2 separate regions of the Homo sapiens genome follow, and region 1 is linked to region 2. The links are chromatin contacts, found by Hi-C or POLR2A ChIA-PET in ENCODE. All regions are on one chromosome and are shown on one strand. Each heading gives the region's core, a stretch centred on a gene start or an enhancer-like site at or near the end of the contact. The rest is flanking DNA. Distances are from core to core; before and after follow the strand shown. Region 1 has its middle 120 kb from the start of TJP1. Region 2 overlaps TJP1 (tight junction protein 1).

The links. Hi-C counts contacts between places; a loop is a spot of excess contacts on that map. ChIA-PET counts read pairs that join two places held with the same protein, here RNA polymerase II (POLR2A). Pooled maps may share reads with other maps.
Region 1: a map of MCF 10A shows a loop between it and region 2 (5-fold over the local background). The contact joins two enhancer-like sites. A Hi-C loop is called at or near these places in 14 of 168 maps with a recorded cell type or tissue (CD8-positive, alpha-beta T cell, GM23248, MCF 10A and 11 more), 2 of 37 single-sample maps with no recorded cell type and 2 of 50 pooled maps. POLR2A ChIA-PET finds 5 or more read pairs at or near these places in 5 of 52 experiments (CD4-positive, alpha-beta T cell, MCF 10A, PC-3 and 1 more).

What each region holds. Positions count from the first base shown.
Region 1 is chr15:29,934,701-29,941,553 of GRCh38, reverse strand. It overlaps a transcript of TJP1 not described here. Among named protein-coding and RNA genes, the nearest start is that of TJP1, 120 kb to the right of the region's middle. RefSeq lists an enhancer at 6,383-6,853. Within about 2 kb of position 3,418, at least 4 of the 41 ENCODE cell types and tissues checked have a DNase peak (open chromatin) inside an H3K27ac peak, as active enhancers do.
Region 2 is chr15:29,761,798-29,768,670 of GRCh38, reverse strand. TJP1 (tight junction protein 1) reads left to right here. Exons shown (of 28, transcript NM_001330239.4): 5 at 2,129-2,405; 6 at 6,233-6,336. Among named protein-coding and RNA genes, the nearest start is that of TJP1, 57 kb to the left of the region's middle. Within about 2 kb of position 2,335, at least 3 of the 41 ENCODE cell types and tissues checked have a DNase peak (open chromatin) inside an H3K27ac peak, as active enhancers do.

The DNA.
Region 1 (6,853 bases), core at 2,169-4,668, 170 kb before region 2:
ACACCAGCTGGTTGAAGGAAACTGCTGGTGGTTCCCAACCCTAGAGGTCTGTAGAGATGCCCCATGAGGGTGGCCTCAAGCCTCCTTCCCCCCTTCAGCCAGAGTAGCTCTGCTTTTATCTGTTCTACTGGAGGGTGAGGAGCACAGACCATTTTATTTGGGAAAAAGGATTTTACTGCTAGGATGGTTTTGTGAACAGAGAGAGGACTAAGGCAGGGCCAGGGAACCTCACCAGTGCATAGGCAGTCAGAAGGCGAGGGGCCAGCAAAGGAAACTCCTGGGTAGAGGCTGAAGAAGCGAACAGGGGAGTTTCTGGAAGGGAGGAGTGGTCCACGGAGATGTGTGTGGCCTCAAGCAGGTGGGGAAGGCAAAGGCAGCGTGGGCCTGCCTGCGGTCGTAGGAGGTCATTTGCAGAGGTGGAAGTAGAGTTCATCTTTTATTTTTGCTAACCTTGAAAGGAGGGATAATGTAATTTTTTTTTAATACATTCACAGAACAGAGAGACATCAGTGCTTCAAAATCTCCAGAGCTGATGGCATGTATTTTTGACAGTTTTCATGTATTTCTGACAGTTACAGCTCTCTTCCTCCCCCATCTGTGAAAGTGGCACAGTGCAGTGGACTCATCTCTGGGTGCTGTGGTTATGGTGGTCATCGGGGCAGGGGCGAGGGTGGGGGTCACTTGGAGGTGATTGGTGACATAGGCCATGGGCAGTGGGGTGGCAAGCAGGCCAGAGGAGGTTGAAAAATACAGAAATATAAAGATAGAATGCTTTCCTGTGTGTTGAATGAGTCGATTTATGGAAGTCATTCTTTTTTATCTAATATGGATCTGCTTCAGCTTTTCAGAGATGATCTTAGATTATTTCATTACTTTTCAGTCAGTGATTAGAATCATTTGATCACCACGTTTGTTATGGAACAGTAAATCATCCCTGAGGAACATATAAATAACATAGTGAATCTGTCTGTATGCACACACACGTAATTTCAAGTATAGATAGAAAATTGGTTGTATTTGTCTTGAAACAGATACCATTCTGTTCCCAAAAGTCTAAATGAAAGCAGCTTAGTTCATCTGGTTATTATATGACTGCTGAGCATTAGAATGAAAAATGGACATTTCAGAATATGTTGTTTTCTATCTCTACACATGTTCTTTTTTGGGTAAGTCCTACATTTTGTAGTAGCTAATGTTTCGTGAGGCCTGACTGTGTACCTGGTGCAGAAGGGGAGGGCCACCTGTGACATGGGCACACGCTCTGTGTGCTGGCTCTGGGCAGGCTTTATAAACCAAGAGGAAAGGAATCACTTTGTCTCCCCTATGATTTACTCTTTTCTTTCCTATGGCAGGTGGAGAAGTGAATGCTATAGTTAAGTTCTTTCTAGTTATGACTTTGTAGGTTAGAGGAAGGCCCATTCCTCCGAACCTGACTTGGATGCTGTCATAAACCCCACCCAGTCTTCCCCCAGAATATCTTACGGCCTGCTTATTCTGGAAGTCTCACAATGAGAGTCACTAATAGGCTTGACAGTGGCTCTATTTCCAGAGTTTGTTATTCAAGTGCATGGTGTCTTAATGCTTTTTGCCTGCTATAACATAATATCATAAACTGGGGGGTTGGGGGGTTATAAACAACAGAAGTTTATTTCTCATGGTTCTGGAGTCTGGGATGACCAAGATCAGGCCATCGCAGATTTGGTGTCTGGGGAGGCCCACTTCCTGGTAGACAGACATCATCTCATTGAGTCCTCACATGGTGAAAGGGCAAACAAGCTCTCTTAGGCCTTTTTTGTAAGGGCACTAATCCCATTCATGAGGGCTCCAGCCCAGCACCTAATCACCTCCCAAAGGCCCCACCTCCTAATACCATCACTTTTGTGGTTAGGATTTCAACAAATGAATTTTGGAGGATGCAGACATTCTGACCATAGCACATGGTGTGTAGCTGGGTGGTATTTTTCCTTGCCTTCTCTTATGACTCACCAGCATTGCTGCCAGCTTTCACCTTCAGAGTCACTGAGCCTGTGCTAGGGGTTGGGGAGCAGAGTACAGGCTTGGGAAATGGCTAATGGTAAATCAGGTGTAGGCTCTGGTTTGGGCTGTGAACCAGAGGGAATTGAAGCATTCGCAGAGAGACTCCAGGCAGCTGGAGGTGGAAATGGAGGGTCACAGACTGCAGAGTGTGTACCAGGTGGAGAGAGAATAGCAAAAGCTCCAAGTGCCAAGATGCGTCCTTTGCCCCCAGTACTGACAGGGCACTATTATTTAGGAATAATGACTAAAAGATCGTATGTCATGAAGCATTACCAGGAAAGTAGAGTTGAGAGCAGGAAAGATGCCATTTAAATTGAGCCTCAGCATCATCTCAGAACTTGAATGTTCCGTGTTTGCTGCATCCGTGGGAGGGAACCTTACATAAGGCATTATGCAGACACAAGCTGTTGTCTCCATAATCCAGCAGTTATTAGTTGTGTGTTCACATTGTCCAAGACACTGAGCCTGGGAAAAAGGTATCCTTTCTGCTTAGTAGATGGTATCCTAAATCTTCCAACAGCCAGAAGTGGGCATTTAACATGGCAATTTCGGGGATGAACCTTCTCCCTTATGCCCCAGGGCAAGCTGGCCAGCTGTGCAAGACTTTCAGCCACATGGGGGCAGGGCTTTCTAGCGTGTGCAGTTAGGAAGCGTTGCCAAGTCCTGTTTGGGTCTCTTGTGGTTAAAATACTTTATTTCATTCTTGCTACGTCTTGCCCACCATAACTCTACTTAAATTTATGATGGATGGACTTTAATGTGGAGATGAAAGTGGGATAATCTTTCCAATTTAAAGTTATTTTCATTGTTCGAATTGCTGGAAGCAATTGATATTTTGAATGGTGTTACTTAGGGCAGAGTGGAAATTTCAGACACCCTGTGCTTATTCGAAGGTGATTTATATACCAAGAACTGTGATAACTGGGGGGTGGTAGTCGAATGACATAGTGCTCTGTTTTATAAGGACTTCCGTGCTGTCAGAAAGAAGTCAAGCTTTTTTTCTTGTTTACTTTCTGCAAGTAATTGGTCAAAATTCTTTGTTTAAAACTAGCTGTAAACTTGTACTACAAACGTGATTTTTGACGATTTCATAATTATGCTTTGATATCATTTTCATGTTTAATATAACATAAGCCATCTTTGTAAGCATTTATTAACTTTGTTTCTCCATTTTCTACTGTGTATTAATTTTTAAAAGATTTATTATAGAGAATTAAAACCATAAATTAGTTTTTAAAATGTTTTTATCTTTTTCCTTTTGCTCTAACTATATACTTTGACTTACTGCATTTTATTTAGGTGAGTCAGTCACCGACCTTCCCATACCATTGTGGCATGAAAAGTTTTGGGATTTACGTAATTCAATACATTCATGTTACTGCTGTTTACATTTTAAAAACCTGTTTTAACCTTAGGCTTCCACATAAATGTGATTCTTTTTATATGTCAAGTAGAACAAGCATATTACAGGTCCTGTATTCACAGCAGAATGTTGAAGATGGACTACTTAAATGCTTCAATTTCTTTTCCTCTTGAGTATGTTAAGTGAGATACAGTAAGATTGGTAAGACATGCTCTTGCTTTGAGGCAGGCCACATTTTAATTCATCTAATTTTTTTTAGTGTAACCTAGATTTAGCATTTGATAATTGAACTTCTTTTCTAGTGGATGGGAAATGCTTGCCTTTGTACTTTTCCACATCTAGGTATATTTTGAACCAGGGCAAAAGAACAGCCCAGCTGGAGCTCCTCAGTTATCAGGAGGGTCATTTTGGAAAAGCCTGGAGGGTCGCGCTGCTGCCCTTCTTGACTCATTCTCCAAATGAGGATTGTGTGAAGTACGACTCTGCATGTCACTGCATATCTTTGAGTGGGTCCGTGTTGTCTGCTTTAGGTTGGATACTTGTTCTGTCCGTGGCATCTGATGTTCAAATGGGCATTTCATAACTGCTTTTTAAAGCTGTTAAGTATTCTGTGTGGTACATTCATGAAGTTACTTTAGAACTAGTTGCTTTTAGCATGCCTTTTTCCCCTTAGTTTTCATTACAGAAGATAAAATATATAAATTTACTGCTATTTTTTCTCAGTATTTTCTTAGATTAGTTTTAGATTATGGTTTTTATTTTAAAATATAATTTTCAGTTCCTTTGTTTAAATGATATAAAATGAGAAAGCCAAGACTTTACCCAATAGAAACCAATACATTTGTAAGCCTGGGGATCCCCAAATGTTTGTTCAAGGTTTGGTTTTCTAGTGTATTACTATCTGATATTACTTTTTTAATTTGTTTTTGCCTGATTGAATGGTTTTACAAATACCATAGGTGGGACTCTTAAACAGAGATCTTCTCATGTTGTGTATAATATGTGGTTATGAAATATAATAGAGTCTATAATAGTAGTATGGTTTGCTAACCACTGAAAGAATTGTGTAAATTTCAGAACTTATAAATTTCATAACACTTATAAATATTATGGTTATAACACTTCACCATAACTTAAAATAAGTAGTTAATGAATTGCTTGTTATAACATGGGTGTTTGCCCATAGGTATGATGGGAAATTGGTTGGAGAAGGAAATGAAAGGAAACAAGAAACAAGGGATCCCAGGGTAAACGCGCCGAGCTGTGTAGCTGGACTCCACTGGGCTGCCAGCGTTCTAAATATATTTTCTAAGGGAACTTGATAAACCCAAGGTGGATCTTATGAACCCAGTAGAGCGGTCTGTAAGCAATAACAGTACTTCATTCCACTAGTTAGTGGTAGTGACATGAATTTGGGAGCACGGGGACCCCTAATAATTTGCGGGATTGAGATAAGGTTTGTACCCCCAGGGAAAAGGAGCTGGTGTCTTGTCAGGACACTGATTGGACATGAGTGCAGTAAGTGGGAGTTTAGTCAGACTGCAGCACCTGGAGTACTAATCTGAAACCAAGCCAAGAGTTGAGCAATCAGAACTGCAGATGTGGGGAAGAAAGCCTCAGTTTGGAGAGCCGGCGGGTGGCCCTGTAGATGCAGACACAGGAAGCCCAAAGGCTTGGTCAGGATGGCTTAGGAAGGTTCTGGGGCTGAAGAAACAAGAAACAAGGAATGAGCACAATGTCTACAACAGGCTGGACCGGGGAAGGCAGGCACTGACAGGTGCTGGCAACATAGAGGAGCTAGATGATGAAGACTGACTGGACGACTCTATTCAGTATTTAGTGGCGTGTTAATGTTCTCTATAGAAGTCTTTAATTTTTAACATGTGCCATTTTTTTTAAGTGGGAGAGTGTTGAGTATCTTTAGATGGCTGTGGAGAGTCTTCGAAGATACCAGAGGGAAAGGGAGAATGGAGGGCCCTGGTGCTGTAGGGATGGGACAGATGGATGGACTCTAGCGCATAGGAGGGAGGAAACCCCCAGCGAGGAGGGAACTCATATAGAGACCAGTTTGGGGTTGGGAGGTAGTTTCATTCCCTGAGTGGGCATTGAGATTGCCAGTTGAGGAAGAGGGAGAAGGTGGGGATGCTACAGAGAGGTGATGATGTAGGATTGCTGCTGAGGACCAGAAAAGGAGAGGGAACCCTGGCTAGGAACATGTTGAGGACTGTACCAGGGCCAGTCTGGTGTCACTCTCTCCAGCAAAGCACATCTGCCTGGGGGTGGCAGTGGAGAGCTGGCACTGCTGGTTTTGAAGGGTGGTATGTGGAGAAAGACAAAGGAAGGAAATAGTTGTGATTAAAGGTGAGAGGGTGATTGAAATGATGGCCCAGGAGACCAGATTGTTGATGCAAGGAGGTGAAGTCAGCAGGAACGGGGGTGTAGGGGACCTCTTGTGCAACACAAGAGCCTTGGCCTAAGCATTAGATGTGAGCATTTAAGAGATTGGCAGGGGAACTGTGGTGAGAAAGACCATGTATGGTTTTGGGATTGTGCTATAGGAATGGGGCAGGGATCAGGGTCATTCCAGGACTGGAAAAGCCAGGAATTTTGAAGTCCTTTGTAATGACCATAGGTGGTGAAGCAGGCATGAGAGTCTTCAGCAATTCCTGACTGTCCTGTCCTAGTCATGGCTAATTTCATGCTGCTCCGGCGACATTTCTAAAGCTACCAGCACCTCAAGGGAGGTGTAAGAATTTTAAGAAAATGCCTGGCAATGGTTGCTACAAGACACAAGGGCTTAGAGAGTTGTTCCTGTTTATTGGAACAGAGGAGGTGAATACAAAGTTTAGAAGGTAAATGTAAGGAATTTAAATTTGGTTGAAATTCAAGGAACATTTTGAGAATAAGGAACGCTTGAAAGAAAAAGATGTTCTGTGGAGGCAGTTTGAACTGATCAAAGAGTTGAATGCTAAATGTTCAAATGACCTAGGAGATCTACAAGTGTTACTGGTGAGTGTGAAAGCAAAGAGAAAAGAGTTCATGTGAGCAATAGAAGAAACATCTGTGGAACACGGAATAATGTGAATGTAGTAATTTCTTTGTGACTTGATTTTGACAGTCACTCTCCAGATATTTGAGAGAGATAATTCTCAGTTTCCCTCTGATGGCCTTGCTTTGTTATTACCTTAAAGACTTCCACATTTAACTTACTAATTTATTTTAACCTATATTGACTATTTCAGGAACTGAAATTGTTAAACATTTTGTAAATCTACAGTCAAATGAAAATCTTTGCAAACTTTGCTTCCTCAAGTCACATCAACCCTTCACACTACTCATAGCAAAGCTAATGGCTTTTGTCTCTAATATAAGTTTGTATTTGAAGTTGAAAACTACTTTAGAAGTTCCAAATATTTCAGTTGTAGGCTTTAGTTATGCATACACATAGAAGGT
Region 2 (6,873 bases), core at 1,086-3,585:
ATATGTACAGTTAAATGCATGGTAAGGAACTTCTCAAAAAACTCAAATCTTAGTGGGCTGGATAGGTATACATACTGATAACCATATAATGCACGTCATCTCAGGTTGATAGGTCAGGTACAGTAGGATCCCAAAGAGGTGGCGCACTCTTACAGGAATGATAGGGAAAGCCTTGAGTGCTCATCTGCTCAACTTTGTTTTTGTTTATTACTAGGGAGGAACTGAAGATTAAAATACTAATACCAGGTATTGCTTCCAATATAATATGTTGGAAATTAAATAGAAGTGAGATGTAAAAGCAGGCAGCTAGCATTAGGAATGCTTTACAGAAAATATTACCCTATAAGGACTTCAGCTGTGGGTTGCTCCAATAGGAGAAGGGCAGCCTTTCTCTTTCAGTTCATAACAGGGCATTGGCTGTCCTCCTTTTCACATGCTGGCCTCTGCTGTTTCTCATCCTTGAGCTTCAGCGTTGTTTCCTCAGAATGGCCCTCTGCTCAGGCCCTCATCCTGATCCTGAACCAGTATCTGATAATAATAGTAGTAGTCATAGGAAGCAGTAGTATTAAGTGTAGAGCAGCCCTTTGAAGAAGTTTAGGCACATAGAGAAGAGAGAAAAGATGATAACATGCAGGTGAATAGCAAGACAGAGAAATAGAAGATTAATTGGGGGAGCTTAGTAGGTAGAGGACAGATTTTAGGTAAATAAAGAGATTGAAGTTTCAGGTAACCTGGAGTATGGTAATTGATGAAGAAAAAAGTCTTAGAGGTAGGTAGGGATGAGAATGAGAGCTCAAATACAAGGGTTTTGTTCATCCAGGGAGAAGATTGCCTTGGTCTTTGAGACCAGAAGGAAAGAGGACCAAATAAATGAGACACTGAAAAAATTTAGGAGGGGAAATACTGAAAAAATTTAGGAGGGGAGGGGGAGTAAAATGGCACTGATCTTAAAGCAGGCTGAGTGGCTGGGATCTTGAAGAATGGTTGTAGAATACCTACATTAGCGAATTCCACAGAGAGGCAACAATATGTAGATGAAAGGATTGCTGAACAAGAGCAAGACTTCTGTAAAATGAATTTACAGAGGGCCTCATCAGCAAAGTGTGGAAGTGAAGGTAATAATAGGACTGGAGTTTGTCAGGGCAGATGATTGAGGGGTCAAGAAAAAGTCATTTAAATATGGCAACAGGATGTCTCATGCAAACTTAGGGGGAATGCGAGTGAAACCAGGATGGAACTGATGAACTAAGATGAAGGAATTGGAAATAAGATAGTGAAAAGTTTCAGTAGCTCAAGGTGTCCGACATAGAAGACAAGGAGTGATACACAAGGAGATCCTGTAGAACTACAGTGAGGTCAAGTGTATACTATTGTGAGAAGGCAAAGTGTAGTCCACAGATTACAGGGCCATTCAGTCAGCAGGTGTAATACATGTAGATCGTCAGCTTGCAGAGAATGAAGGAAATAAGTGGACAGGCAATACAGAGCCAGTTACCAGAATCATTGAGAAAAGAACGCCAGAGGGAAGAATTTGCACCTAGACTGGGAGTACAAATTGAAGAGATCCAGAGACTGAAAGCAGTTTGTGTTGGTGAAGTACGGCTGAGTTAATTAGCTCCAACATATTATTGAATGTTAGTGCGGCTATAGAATAAATTATCTCTTAGAGGTCTGGGGCAATTGTGGGCTTTGATATTGATGCATTCTAAAATTTTTAAGGAAGCAAGTTGGGCATGGAAGTTTGCTGTGGTTTTGGTAGCACCTAGAGTATATTTGATGGCATTAGAGTACAGTGCTGTCCTTTTTATTCAAACCACCAACAGTTGTTAGTTTCCCTGTAAGCTTGTGATTATTACACCAGGAAGATCTTTCTGTGTGAAGTAAATAAAGAGGTTTTTAGGCCCACTCGTTCTTATTTGTGCTTAACCAGATCTGTTTATCAGGAGAACAGAAAACACAGCCTTTATGGAAATGTATTCCTTAGAAATTTGTTGTAGTTGTTTGTGTATTGTTTCTTGCTGGTTCATAGTTAATATGGGATGAGAAGTGTAATATTCCTTTCTCTTTGGAACTGAACGTACATATATGAAAATCAGTCAACTTATTTTTTAACCTTTTTAACTTGCAGACAATTAGAAGGAAGAAGAAAGTTCAAATACCAGTAAGTCGTCCTGATCCTGAACCAGTATCTGATAATGAAGAAGATAGTTATGATGAGGAAATACATGATCCAAGAAGTGGCCGGAGTGGTGTGGTTAACAGAAGGAGTGAGAAGATTTGGCCGAGGGATAGAAGTGCAAGTAGAGAGAGGAGCTTGTCCCCGCGGTCAGACAGGCGGTCAGTGGCTTCCAGCCAGCCTGCTAAACCTACTAAAGTCACACTGGTGAAATCCCGGAAAAATGAAGGTATTCTCTGCCAACTCTTGCTGTTTTTTTCACATGAAAATTTAAAACTAATTTTAATGAGAAGTACAGTTGCTGTCTCTTCATGTCTTTGCTTTGTTGTCTTTGTGTTTGTGTTCTATCACTGTAAGTCAAATCCTGTTATGGCAGGCTTCAGGGACTGTTCATTTTTTCCGTTGGAACAGATAACACTTCAAGTGAATTGTCCAGGGCTTGGCTTTTGGATTTGTTGTGATGAGAATAGCCAGGTACAAATTATGCTAACAAGAAATGTCACACCATCACCAAATGGAAATTCAGTGTTTTTCTTAACTGTTAGTAGTGTAATCATGGAGAGAAATCTTGGGAGTGTTGTTGTTGTTGTTGTTTTTGTTGTTGTTACAAGGTCTGGCTCTGTCACCCAGGCTGGAGTGCAGTGGCACAATCTCAGCTCCCTGCAACCTCTGCTTCCCAGGCTCAAGCAGTCCTCCCACTTCAGCCTCCCTGGTAGCTGGAAGTACAAGTACATGCCACCATGTCCAGCTAATTTTTTTATTTTGGGTAGAGACAGGGTTTTTGCCGTGTTGCCCAAGCTGTTCTCAAATTGGTAAGCTCAGGCAATTCACCTGCCTCGGCCTCCCACAGTGCTGGGATTATAGGCGGGAAGCCACTGTGCCCTGCTGGGACTTCTTCCCCCTCACTCCAGACTGTTTTTTTTAAATGGAGGAATTTAAGGAAAGGAACCCCTTATAGAGCATTTCTCCATAATGCAGTACTTCTTTGAAGTTTTTGAAACTGAAACTCAGCTGCTTTCCCTCATGCCTCATTAAATTTGATAAAAAATGGATCTGACTGTGGCTTGCTCCTTCTGTGGGCATGCATGACTGATCATTTTGATATAAAGGGTGTTACAGTTGGAATATTATCAAGACTTACTTTGATCTGCTTTACCACTTGGCATATCTCCTAGGTGGTATTCCATACCCCCATTCAGTGAAGTCTCAGTGAAGTTGTCAACATTTGCTGTTTTTACTTCACTACTTACCCCTCAATCCTCTCTGGTCTGGTATCTTTTCCGCTCTGCCCCCAAAAATGTTCACACTAAATCTAGTGGAAGTTTTTCAGTCTCTAGCTTGCTTGCCTTTTCAGTATCATTTCACATGGTTAACCACTCCTTATTTTCAAAAATAATGTCTTCTTTGGTAGTACTGTATCTTTCTGTTTTTTTCCCCCACCTTTCTGTATCTTTTGCAAGCTCATTCTCCTCACCCTGCCCTTTATAACGTTCTGTCAGTTTCTCTCCTAGAATCTTTTTTTCCACTTAAGGTAACTTTTTTTTTCTTTTCCTCAGGTTGAATAACAATTAATTTAGGCAATCTCATCTGCTCCCCTGCTTCCAGTCACTGCTGATGATGGCAGAACCTCTTTCTCCAGCCCAAATCTTTACACTCTTGTGTTCCAACTGTTAGGCATATTCACTTAGATGTTCCTGTAGGTCCCTGAAACACAGCACATCTCAAATGAAACTCATCTCCCTCTTAAAATTTTTCTTTGTATTTCTCATGAAGTATTCAGTTGAATGTGTTTCTATTGATCCAGTTTCTCAGGCCATTCCCAGATGACATGGTAGTTACCCTTGCCTTCTCTTTTTTTCCCATGCATGATGAATGTCCTCACTCCTGAATACCACTCTTATCCATCCCACTCTTTCTCCACTGCCTCCACCCTTTTCCAAGCCACTGTCATCTCTTACATAGACTCATTTGGTCTCATAGGTTGTCTCTTGGATCCCTTTAAGTTGATTCTGCAGATTTCTTCATAGATCCTCTGTGACACTTCTGTCTTACTCTTTTGCCCCTTTCTTTATTAGTTCTCAGTCTCAGCTACACTAGACTTATGACTTCATTAGGTCCACCAGGTTTTTTTCTTCATTACTTTGATGCATTTGTTTTGAACTTTTCAGCCGTCACTCACCCCATGCATCCCCTCCCCCACAAACATACCCTTCAGGTTTAGGTCTTTCTTAGGTAAAGTTTTAACTTTAGTATATCTTCCTCAGGGCGGCCTTCTCCTTCCCCCTAGTAAGTGAAGAACCCTTGTGTTTCTGCCCTCTGAACTCACCGCATTTGGGATTACCATGCTAACATCCTTTTTTTCACTGACTGCAAATTGCCAGAGTGCAGGAACTATCTCATTTGCTGCTTTCTCCCTAATGCCTGGTACCTAGTTCATATATACCCCAAGAAATATTTAGAATGAACGAACAAACTAATATACAAGAAATATTTTGGGGTCATCTGTGTAATGGTCATTTATAAGTGTTTAATCTTGAAGAACAGTCTTTTAACCAATACCCTATCCTTCTGTGATGTAATGACCATATGGATGACTGCCTCATTCCTTGCCCAGATATCCTAAAAGGCCGTTTTCTTCACCCTGATTCTATTTCTGGCTGTGAGTACTCTTTGTATATTTGTCTTAAGTTAAACTGTAATTCTGATGTAATTTTTTTTTTTTTTTTTGAGACGGAGTCTCACTCTCTCTCTCAGGCTTGGAGTGCAGTGGCACAATCTCAGTTCACTGCAACCTCTGCCTCCCAGGTTCAAGCAGTTCTCCTCCCTCAGCCTCCCAAGTAGCTGGGATTATAGGTGTGCACCACCATGCCCAGCTAATTTTTTGTATTTTTAATAGAGACGGTTTTACCATGCTAGCCAGGCTGGTCTCGAACTCCTGACCTTGTGGTCCGCCCGCCTTGGCCTCCCAAAGTGCTGGAATTACAGGCATGAGCCACCATGCCCAGCCTACTCTTATGTAATTTTTAAACACTTAGGTAATAGGTCTGTTAATTTATCCCATGTTAAAACAGTTTTCTGTTTTCCATCTTGGTTTTTGATTTTGTTTTTAATGCAGTAAGACTCTCCTCACAGAACCAGGGGCAATCCTTTTACTATTGACATTATATTGATAGTTGTAGTCATTGTTCTTATTTTTCTTAAAATATGTTTTTCTGCAGCTGTTGCAGGAACCTGGGCAGTTCTCTGGACTCTGCTAGTAATTTCCTCAACTTCCAACATTCCTTACCCACAGACGGAGTGATGTTCTCACTCTTGGATACTTTGTTGGTTGTTTAAAGGAAAGGATTGGCATTATAACTCCTGCCCACATCTGCCTGGCTGGTTGTAAGCCTTTGCACTCATGCTTAGTACATGCTAGTACTCTGAGTATGTCTATCCAGTGTCATGGGGTGTATAGGATCAGAAATATTTTTGGTCTAGGAGCTGGGAAAAATAGAAGTAGTATATGCATGATAATAGTCATCAATAAAATGGTCAATCTTTTCAAAGTTTTTCAAACCTCAAGCAGTTTACTCTTTAGAATTATATCTCTAGCCAGGCATAGTGTGACACATGTCTGTTAGTCCCAGCTACTCTGGAGCCTGAGGCAGGAGGGTTTTTTGGCCCCAGGAATTCAAGTCCAGCCTGGGCAACATAGTGAGACCCTGTCTCTTAAAGAAAATTGTATTCCTTAATCATTCTGAAGAGCTAGTGTATCAATGCTTGGTCAAAAAGAAATGGTGTCCTCTTGGGGATTTTCTCCTTTTCAGTAATATGGGAACACGGTCTATCAGTCCTTCGTTTGAACCATACACTTTCCCTTGGCTTTCACGGAGACATTGCAGACTTGCTAATTAGAGGGAATGTCTTATTTGCAGGATGGCCAAGAAATATTTCTTGTTATTGATTGTACTTGAAAACTCTATGCAGTAGTTAATTAGTTTAGTTGTATACTTGTAAAATCTATTTAGGTGTCTTAGGATGTTATACTAAAAACACTTACTTACATTATTTCAGAATATGGTCTTCGATTGGCAAGCCATATATTTGTTAAGGAAATTTCACAAGATAGTTTGGCAGCAAGAGATGGCAATATTCAAGAAGGTGATGTTGTATTGAAGGTATAATCATATTCTTACTTTTTAATGAACTGAAATAGAAAACAAGTTCTAGAGTTACCATGTAGTCTGTGCTCTTGTTTGAAGCAGTTTTGCCAAAGAGAATTAAAAATCAGTGTTTGGGGGAGAGGGATATAAATTCCCTTTATGCATTATTACATGTCGACACCAATGCTTTAGGTATCACAGGGTCATCCTGAGATAATTATTCACAGGCCGGTACTACTTTGTAGATAGATATGTCTGTTCTTACACATTAAAAAGTTCTGATAATTGCTTCCAGATACTATTGAAATGCTTATTTATTCGTTTGTTTATAAGTAATAGAAAGTGACAGCCTCAAAGAAGGAGTTAGGGGATGCTACTATGGGTTTTTCTGACAGCAACAGTACAGTAAAGATTTTATCATCTCAAGAAGGTGGAATACTTTGACAGTTTGGAAAAGTGTAGAGAGAATATTTTGGTTTTCATAGCAAGGAGTGGTTTGGATATTTCTGTTTATAACAAACTAAGTTAACATTTGTATTTTATTATTTACTT